Linked DNA regions of Mus musculus: region 2 is linked to region 1. The links are chromatin contacts, found by POLR2A ChIA-PET in ENCODE. All regions are on one chromosome and are shown on one strand. The core of a region is the stretch at or near the end of the contact, and the rest is flanking DNA. Distances in the headings are between cores, read along the strand shown.

What was found. ChIA-PET counts read pairs that join two places held with the same protein, here RNA polymerase II (POLR2A).
Region 2: POLR2A ChIA-PET joins it to region 1 with 12 read pairs in embryonic stem cell. The contact joins the promoter of Cactin here to the promoter of Atcayos in region 1. POLR2A ChIA-PET finds 5 or more read pairs at or near these places in 3 of 5 experiments (Patski and embryonic stem cell).

What each region holds. Positions count from the first base shown.
Region 1 is chr10:81,192,324-81,197,142 of GRCm38, reverse strand. Atcayos (ataxia, cerebellar, Cayman type, opposite strand) reads right to left here and starts at 2,452. Exons shown (of 3, transcript NR_015477.1): 1 at 2,421-2,452. It overlaps Dapk3 (death-associated protein kinase 3), which reads right to left. Exons shown (of 9, transcript NM_001190474.1): 8 at 4,801-4,819; 9 at 3,946-4,717. The coding sequence ends at 4,199.
Region 2 is chr10:81,318,578-81,323,396 of GRCm38, reverse strand. Cactin (cactin, spliceosome C complex subunit) reads right to left here and starts at 2,294. Exons shown (of 9, transcript NM_027381.2): 1 at 1,951-2,294; 2 at 392-959; 3 at 131-276. The coding sequence starts at 2,186. Pip5k1c (phosphatidylinositol-4-phosphate 5-kinase, type 1 gamma) reads right to left here. Exons shown (of 18, transcript NM_008844.3): 18 at 3,423-4,819.

The DNA.
Region 1 (4,819 bases), core at 1,203-3,702:
AGCTTGCTGCCAAGTCTGATGACATGAGTTCCATCTTCAAGGCCCTTATGGGAGAAGAAGGAAACCATTCCTACAAGGTATCCACTGACCTCTACACATGTGCTGTGGCATGTTCACGTGCCCCCCCCACACACACACATGTACACACCAATGTAATATGAACATTTTAAATGCTGGGACCAGCATCAGAGTCACTGGCTTGCCCAGTCTCCCCAGAACATCCCATGTCCTCAGGGACCCCACCCTCGGCTCACCAGGCGGGTGCACCTGTGTCGGGATGGGTTTATTGCGTGTTCCAGAGGCCTGGGATGACTCAGAAGAGGTAGGTTTCTGACCCGTGTTCTGTCTGTCAAGCAGAGCCTTGCCAAGAAGCCCTGCCCTTGGGGCCTCCTTTGGGTCCTAGCATGCTGGGGAAAGCCCCTCGAAGCCTTTCCAGAGGGACAGAAGGTTCCAGGGTCACCTGCCTACCCCAACCTTCTCCTAGCAAGCTGGCCAAGCCGAGGCCTCTGCTGGCCTCTGTTAGTGACGTGTGCCTCTCCCACCCACTCAGAGAGAAGCAAGCTCCCCCACAAACACTCCAGACATTACCAGCATCCCTAACTGGGCCATAGGACGGTCCAGGACAGACACAGGACACCCTGACATTGACGCCCAGAGGAACAGTGTATAAAATGGATTCCTCTACATGGCTAAGAATACTGAGGCTCAGGGAAGATGGAGTCCCTTGTCCAAGGTCTGTCACAAAAAAAGGTGGATTAGAGCTGGGCATTCTGACATATCTACCAACCCAGCACTCACTTGGAGGTGGAGGCAGGAGGATCAAAATTTCAAGGTCATCTGTGGCTACATAGTGAGTTGGAGCTACATGAGACTCTGTCTCAACAAACAAACAAACAAAAACCTCAGGTTGGTGATTGTGTCCTCGTGAAGGTTCTCGGTGGGGGCTGGGGACAAGTGTCACATTGGGGGAGCTCCAGACACAGAGTGGGACACTACTCAGCACCTTCCAGAATGCCCCACACAGAACACCCAGCCAGACATCCCCACAAAATGAGCTCAAGGTTCCTCTGTCTCCCGTATGGGTTACCGTGCTGATAGGGACACTCACAAGCCCCAGAGCCAGCAGTGGGGCCTCGTGGCTGACCCCTCAGCTCTATTGTCCCCAGATCCTGAAGAACTTGGCCTGTGGGACCTAGCAGAGCATAAGGTCCCCTGCCTGGCTGGATTTCCAGACTCCATACAGACACTGCTGTGCCTCAGTTGAGTTGAGTCCTAGGGATTCTGACCAAGGTCCCCACGCACTCGAGACAAACACTTTATCCACCGAACCAGATTCTCAGCTTTTCTTGTTGACTCTCCTGCCCCACACTTAACCCTAGGACTGTGACCTCACCAAAACCCACACACCCCAAGTCCTAATAACCACACCCAGAGACTGAGGTGATAGTGGTGGTTTGCTCAGGACCTGGAGATGGGTGACAGGCAGCCCTCCCCACCCTGTGCTGTCCTATCCCTGCACTGACACCTGTCACAGACATCAGCCAGCGCTCAGCGGAACACTCAGTCAGCACTTAGACCCCAGGGCCCCACCTGGTCCAACACTGTCACCTGCAAAGGTCACTGCTCTCCAGACCTCAGGTCTCCAAGGGCCAGGGAAGAGATGGGCATCCTGGACACTAAGTGGAAGATCAGCCAAAGCCAGAGGGGAGGGGCTGACAGGAGCCAGAAGTCACTAGTGGTGGGTGTCCCCAGGTCATCCACCCTACCCCCACACACCACCATGCACCCGGTGACTGCAAGTTGTCTGGAAAGGAACTTCTCATCTCCTCGTCTCTCCAGCCATCAGGAGTAGGTCTGCAGTAATGGGTCACAGGTGGAATTTGGGGACACACCTTGGGTTTATGCATGTGGGACAGCCACAAAATCCCTTTAGCCAGGAGTTGTGGTGCGTGTCTTTGATCCCAGCGCTCAGGAGGCAGAGAGAAGAGGATTTCCCTGAGTCCAGGGCCAGCCTGGACATATCAAGTTCCAGGACAGGCAGGGCTACAGAGACCCTACCTCAAAAAAAAAAAAAAAATGGCTTTGGCTTTGAACTACAGAGAAGTTCAGGGAGCTGCATACCCAGAGGAGAACTGAGTTTGGGGACACAGAGAGTCCCCTCTTTGATCCCCCAGCTCTTCACCACCCACACCAAGACACACATGCATTCTTGGGGGTCACTTGGGTAGGATGGGATGTCCCTGGCTCTGCACCCTTTAGATGACAGCTCCTCCTGCCCGCTGTCCCACAAGCCTTCGGGACCAGCAGGGTCTGTGTTTCACTCATCCTTCGTTTTAACACAATTCTTTGACTTTTGGGGTCATTTCTGCCGCAGGAAGCCTGGGTGAGGGCCAAGGAGGGGAGATGGTTGGCGTACTTACTTTTGTTTAAGATCTCAGGGGTTGAAGGAGCCGCTTGGGGTTGGCGTGCTCGGCTTTATAGACACGACGCCGGCTCCCCGCCAGGTTATTAATAGCGAGGGAGCTGCTTGCCCTAGTATGGTCAAGAGCTGAGCGACCGCGAACGTGGCTAGGCCCGGTCTGCTACGTGCACCTGTTCCAGGCTGTGACGGGGGTGGGGGGTTGGGTCGGGTGGAGGTGGGGGCGGGATGGCGCACAGCAGTGCCCTCTGACCTACAAGAGGCTAAACCCGAGGGAGCTTGTGGGGAGGTACGAACTAGACCACAAACACAGATCAAGGATACATAGTGAAAGCCTGTCTCAAAAACGTATAAATGCGTCAATTAACTGATTAAGACTCAACTCAGGGGGCCTTGCTACTAAGCCCCAGACGTCTGACAAGGCTCATAACTTGGGGTGTCTGGTTACCAGCTTTGGAGACACAAGAACTCATTGGCCCCTGGAGTTTAAAGCGGGTTGAGAAGCCACAGGGGTTTGTCAGCTGTGTCGGCCCTATCAGCTGTCGTCAGCGTTACCTGAAGCCACGAGCCCGTCCTCACTAACCGGGTGAAGCCCTGATACGGAAACAGAAACCTGGTGCACACACCCGGAGCCGGCATTCTCCGGTCCCCCATTCCAGCTTGAACCTATCTGTTCTATATCATTCCTCTTCTGCCTACAGCTCAGCCCCACCTTCGTTCAATTTAGCTAACAGACCAATCTTCCCAAATAACGCTCCATTTCTGGGTCCCGAGGATGCTCTATTACACGTTCATATTTTTGTAAAATGTGGGCTTATCGGGAAAGCTCGTGAAGGGGCCTATGGCAACAGCTTTAAAAAAATTATTTATTTTATGTATATGAGTACACTGTAGCTGTCTTCAGACACACCAGAAGAGGGCATCAGATCCCATTATAAATGGTTGTGAGCCACCATGTGGTTGCTGGGAATTGAACTCAGGACCCCTGGAAGAGCAGTCAGTGCTCTTAACAGCTGAGCCATCTCTCCAGTCACTTTTTTTTTTTTGAGATGGGTTTTTAGGTGTAGTCCTGGAACTCACTCTGTAGACCAGGATGACCTTGAATTCACAAATCCGGATCCCCAGGCCTTTGCCATCCCACATGGCTTCTCTATGAGCTTGTGTCTGTGCATCATGTGCACGCCCCATGCCCATAGACAGCGGAAGGTGTTGGATCCCAGAATCTTGACCTACAGGTGGTTAAGCTGCCATAGGGTGTGGGACTCAGAGAGGGCAGCCAGCATTCAGACTTTGGAACCTGGCCTGGCTCTCTCCTGCCGCCTCACAGTGGCTGTGCACACGACAGCATCTGAATGCCGCAGACCCCGTTACTGCTCATTATACAAACTGACCCAGAGCCCCAGGGACAGATCAGGCAGGACTCAGCTGTCACAAACTGCCTCGGCCTCCACGAGTTGGGATGACAGGTGCATATCCTCTAAGTGTCCTCCAGGTCTCCCCACACCCCCGCAGTGTGTCCTTTTCGGAGCTGTGTGATACTGCGGGTCCCCACTGAGATTCAGCTTTACCAATTGAGCCTTGCACGTCTCTATGTGAACTGTGGGTGACACCACCCTTGGTGTGTGGTGTGGCAGAGCCATAATCTCTTCGGCGGCGTAGGAGAGCACCTATCGTGGGGTTGCTCGCTCCCACCCTCCCTGCGGGGCGTGGGAGACAGGCGACAGTACGTGGAAAGCAGCTTTATTCTGGGGGTGGGTCGGGGTCTGGGGGTGCCGCAGCCTAGCGCACGCCGCACTCAGCCTGCAGCCGTTCCTGCTCCAGCGCACGCACCAGGTCGCGCACGAATTGCACCTCAGCGGCCACCTGAGCGGCTAGCGCGTCGTAACGGTTCTCCAGGCGACACAGGCGACGCTTCAGGCCCCCGGCACCCAACAGCGCCGCCCGCGCCTCCTCCTGCGCGCGCGTGCGCAGAGCCTCGGTGCGCCCCAGCTCCGTGCGCAGGCGTCGCAGGTCGCGCCCTAGCCCTGCGCTCCCGTCGCGGCAGCGCGCCTCCCGCTGCTCGGCGGCCGCGCGCAGCGCACACACGCGCTCCCGGCACTGGCGCCTGCCTCGCTGCAGCTCGCGCAGCCCCTGCTCTGCCGCCGCCACGTCCTCCAGCACGCGTGAGAAGCGCTCGAAGCTGGCGTAGCTCGTGTTGCGCGGCATGCTCGAGTGGGACTTGAGGCTGTACTCGCGCAGGCGCGCGGCGCGCAGCCGCCGTCGCTCTGGCTTCCGGGCGCCGTCCTCGCGCCTGCGCACCTGTGAAGAGCAGAGCTGCGGCAGGGGCCCACGTCTACAGCCCTCCCTCCCCGGAGCTCGATCCCGGGGTCCAGAAGCCTCACCTTGATCCAGGAATGCTCC
Region 2 (4,819 bases), core at 1,045-3,544, 130 kb before region 1:
ATGGATCCCATATCCCCATCACTGTCTTAACGGGACTCCCCGGGGATTTGTCTCATGAGTTCACACGCCACGCCTGGCAGAGATTGGCATGAGATTGTAGTTTCCAATAGAAGGCCAGGGAGGAGCGCACCGAAGCTTGGCCTGCCGCAAGTGGAAGCTGTCCTCTTGCTCCTCCCACGTCTTAAAGTGTTCTGCCTCCTTCTCCCGCTGCAGCAACTCCAGCTCCTGCTCCCTCATGGCTTTCTCCCGTTCCCGCTCTAGCCGCAGCTGTTTGACCTGGACAGCAACACAGGGAGCCACCATGGTGAGAGGCGTGTGTCCAGGCACATCCAGCCTCCAGAAGAGGATGTGAGCTCCCATGCAAGTGTGCGTGCGTGCGAGGCCGGCCTACCTTTTGCAGCTCCAGACGGTTGTCTTCCTGGATCCTCTTGTTGCGCTCCTTCAGCTCCTTCTCCTCCAGGTGGCTGATGCCCTTCTTCTCCAAGGCCTTGTTCCAGATGAAGGTGCCGAGCAGGTTGTTGTCTCCAAAGGGGTTGTCGGTGTTGGTGTAGCCCATGTACTCCTCACCCCAGCCCATCTTCTCCCGCTTCTTGCGTTCCTTAGCTTCCTTCTTGGCCAGTCGCCGCGCACGCTTCTCCTCAGGCGTCTCGAAGGCCTTGAGCAGCTCTTCTTGCTGCTTCCGCTCCTCACGAAGCCGCAGCCGTTCCTGCAGGCTCTGCTGCTGGCTCAGGGCCAGGGTAGCTGTCCCGGGACTCCGGGAGCGTCTTGGGGAGTCCAAGCTAGACGCTGATGACCCCGGGGACCACGAGCGCCTGTGACCCTTACGGGCCCAGGAGCCCTGAGCCCGCTCCTCACCCGAGTCAGAGCATGAGGACTGGTTCTGTGAGTGCCATCGGGGTGGTCGAAGGCTCTGGCTTCGCCTCCTAGACTTCTGCCGCTGCTCTCCTTCCGAATCTGACCTGTGGGAAGGACACATCAAGACCTGTTCAATGCTGGCTGCTGCTGGGCACCATCCTAGGTGCTGAGGTACTTGCCTAGAATTCTAGCCTCACCGGCCTGTAAATCACATTGCTCCCCACATGAGCTAGGCTGTCCTTCATAGTAGAGCTACACAAGTCCCAGGGCCATAACAGACAATACAGCAAGAGAAATGAAGGTTAAAAGTGAGGGAGTAGTTCTTTTTTATGTAGTTTTTATTTTCTTTTAATTTTTGATTTTTTTCGAGACAGGGCTGGCTTCTCTGTGTAGCCCTGGCTGTCCTGGAACTCAGAGACCCTCCTGTCTCTGCTTTCTGAGTGCTTGTTTTATTTTAAATATGACATCTACAATGCTATCAGGTGGGAACTCCCTCTACAGCCAGGCTGGTTCTTATCTGTCTCCTAAGTGTTGGGGTTACTGGTGTGTACAGTGCCGTCAAGTCCTGCTGAGATGACAGGTAGAAGGGATGAGAAATGACAGACGAGAGGCCCAATAGATGGACTCTCTGACAGCCCAGGAACCACGAAAGAGGAATACCACCAGGTAGTATTTTGAGGACATGAGTTCGAATCCCCAGTACCCACAGTAAAAGATAGATGTGGCTGTTCGGGCTTGTATCTCCAGTGCTGTATGAACGGTGTCCTGATTAGGCTTTGGTCAACTTGTTAGAAGTACTGCCAGTTGAGAAGAAGGGCTGTCAACTGAGCAGAATTAACTATGAGGAAATGCAAAAAACCTTAACTGTGAGGCAATGGCTTGTAATCCCGAGCATTCCAGAGGCTGACGCAGGAGGCCAGCCCGGGACAAGACAATGTCTATGAATGCAGAGGTGGCGAGTGGAGTCATTCGGTCCCCTATGCTCATGGCCCGCGGTCCCCGGAAGTCTCCTTTGCCCCGGCGCAGCCCGGCATCTCGGATACTGCCCCGCCTGTCCCTCGGCTCCCAGGCCCGAGCAGCCCCCAGGACGCTCACCTGCGCCCTCGGCTGCGCCGCTTGCGTTCGCGCCGCCGCTCGTGTTCCCGTCGCCTTCGGCTGCTCCGCCCATGGCTCCGGCTCCGGCTCCGGCTCCGACTCCGACTCCGACTCCGACTCCGACTCCGGCTGCGGCTCCGGCCCCGGCTTCGACTCCGCTGCTTCCGACCCCTGCGACCCACAGACCGTGAGCGCGAGCGAGAGTCCCGACCCATTTGGCGGCCCGCGCCGCGCATGCGCGCGCGTAAACAACCAGGAAGCTTGGCGCCGGGGGCTTTCCTTTGGCGCGGCGCTCTAAGGACTGTCCAAAGTGCGCCTGATCACAGGGAATGACTTACTCCCTCTAACCGGGACTCCAGGGACAACATAACCCGAGATTTCTCCGGAGTTCTCAAGCTGGGAACACATAGTAGATTCCTAACGGGACGCCGTTAGAACTAGCGGATTGACGCTCCATTCATGCAGTGAAGGAGACTGACCTAGGTGGGCCCTCCCTCGCGCCCTAGGTGACCGGCGAGTAGCGTGCTTAGGGAGGCGGAGCTACGAGGCGGTTGTTCCAGGGCGGAAGAGGCGCCTAGTGGGCGGAGCCTGCACTTGCATGGGCAGTGCCCTAGGGGCGGAGCCTAGTAGAGGAGCTTATGGGGAAAGAATAGGGCTGGGTTAGGCGGGGCTTACGGAGATCGACAACTGTAGATCGGGAGACCCGGCCGGGGACCTGCGCTGGGCGTGGCCTGAGAAGGAACGCAAGAATGGCGGTTACGGGAGCCGGGGTGGGCGGGGTCTGGTAAACTAGATTGACAGGCGTAGACCAATGGGCGGAGGAGTGCATATCAGGATTTGAGAGGGTGGAAGAGGGGCTGATTGAGGCAAGATTGACATCTGTAACTACGAACTGTGAATGGGTACGGGCAGGATATGTAGTCGAGAGTGGCCGACTGAGGAGTGGGAGGAAGTAGAGCGGCGGTGGGCGGGACCTTGGGGGCGAGATGGACACATTGGATCTGAGGGCGGGGCCAATGAACCCAGAAACTGCGCTTAGGGGTCTTGCTGGGCTTGGAAAAGGACGTCAAAGGGGCGTGGCTAGAGTGGGCGGAACTTAAACCTGCAGGGCCCGGTGTACTTCTAAAAATTGAAACCCGGAGACCCAAGCGCTCGCGGGAGTCCTCGGTTTCTAGGGTAGCCTTGTAGCAACCGGTTCCGAGCTAATAAAACAACAGGACATGAACAGACAGTCTCTGGCTGACTCCAGGACGAGTCTGAGTACTACTACGCCCGCCAGCTTGCGTACTGCGCTCAACTTGTGGCTAATCTATGGATAGGGAAGTTTAGGCTTGGAGAAAGGAAGTCATCTGCGAATTGGGATTCATCATGTGGGATCCAGGGAGGGTTTAGAGCGGGGGAGACAAAACACGTGGTGCCCACCCTTCGCCTGCTCTCCCATCGCACGCACGCATAAGTCACCGGAGAGGAGCTGTTTCTTATTAGAGATTTATTACAGATCTCAAAAAGAGGGGCTGTGACAGGTGGGGCGGGGACCTGGACTGCATACATTTGCCGGCTGCGCTGGAGGGACAGGCCCCTCTGGTTGGTGCCAAGAGGACACTGTGCTTGGATTGTCAAACACCAGACCACATAGGCTGAGGACGAGGGATCCCAAGTCCTGATGAGTAAGACACACGAGGTTTGTAGTTTACAGAATGGATTCAACAATAAAAACAGGATTGGGGGGAGGATGTGCGATGCGATTTTTAACCACCGGAGAGTGGAGCTAGGGGTGAGAGACAAGGGGCTGCAGACAGTACCGTGCCAAGGGACCCCACGGGGAGGGCATATTGCACTGAGGTTGATGTGGGGCTGGACAGGGGACTTGCTGGGATGGCTTGAGGAGAACAGAAGTGGGCCGGAGAGGGCACCTCTTCAGCCTTGGAGGAGCCCCCAGGCCTTACAGTACAGTTCACACACCGTCCACGGTGGGGCAATAGTGGCCGTTGGAGAGAACAGGATGGGGACACGATGGGGAGTCACAAAGATATTTACAGATTCTCTTTTGAGAGGGTCTCATGTAGCCCAGGCTGGCCTCCAACTGGTTACAGCCAAGGATGACCTTGCATGCCTGCTTTCTGCCTCTACTTCCCAAGTCAGGGACGGCAGCTGTGTGCCACCCCATCTGGTTTCTGCGGTGCTGGGATGGAACTCAGGGCTTACGCAGCTGGGTGAGCTCTGCCCACTGAGTGGTAGGGCCAGCCCTGGGAGTTTTATCTTTTGGTCTCATTTCGCTCTGTAGCCCAGGCTAGCCTGGAATTTGCCACAACCCTCTTGCTTTAACTTTCCAAGTGCTGGGATGACAGGTGTGATATTATACCTGCCTGGTCTGTGCAAGGCCCAACCCAAGTTGCCTTTGCAGCCCCTGAATTAACTCCTGCAGCAGCTTACCAGTGTGTTCACTGTGCATCCCAAAACAGGAAGGGGACTGAGGTCCAGGGACAGACATCTGTCCATCTCTCCTTCGGTTGCCCCACCCCCGCACGGGTCCTGTCCCTGGCCATGCCTTTTCTGGCCATGATGATTGTGTCATGCTCCTCACTGCCTCCATGGCTGCTGCAGTCCTTGGAAGCCAGCCAGGTCCTGACCTCTGTCCCTGAAGGTGCAACCCAAGAGGCCTACGCGGCTGGCCCAAAAGCAGTGGCTTCAGGCTGCTGGCTTTCAGAACATTTCAGCCTGATTCCTCCTACCAGCACACCGTGGGTGGAACATCCATGAAGCAGGGGCATGACACGATTGGACTGTACCCAACACACTGGGGTGTGCCCAGGGGAGGAGACTGGCCGCAATCTCCCTGGTGTTCGGTGGACATAGTTGGCTTTGCTGA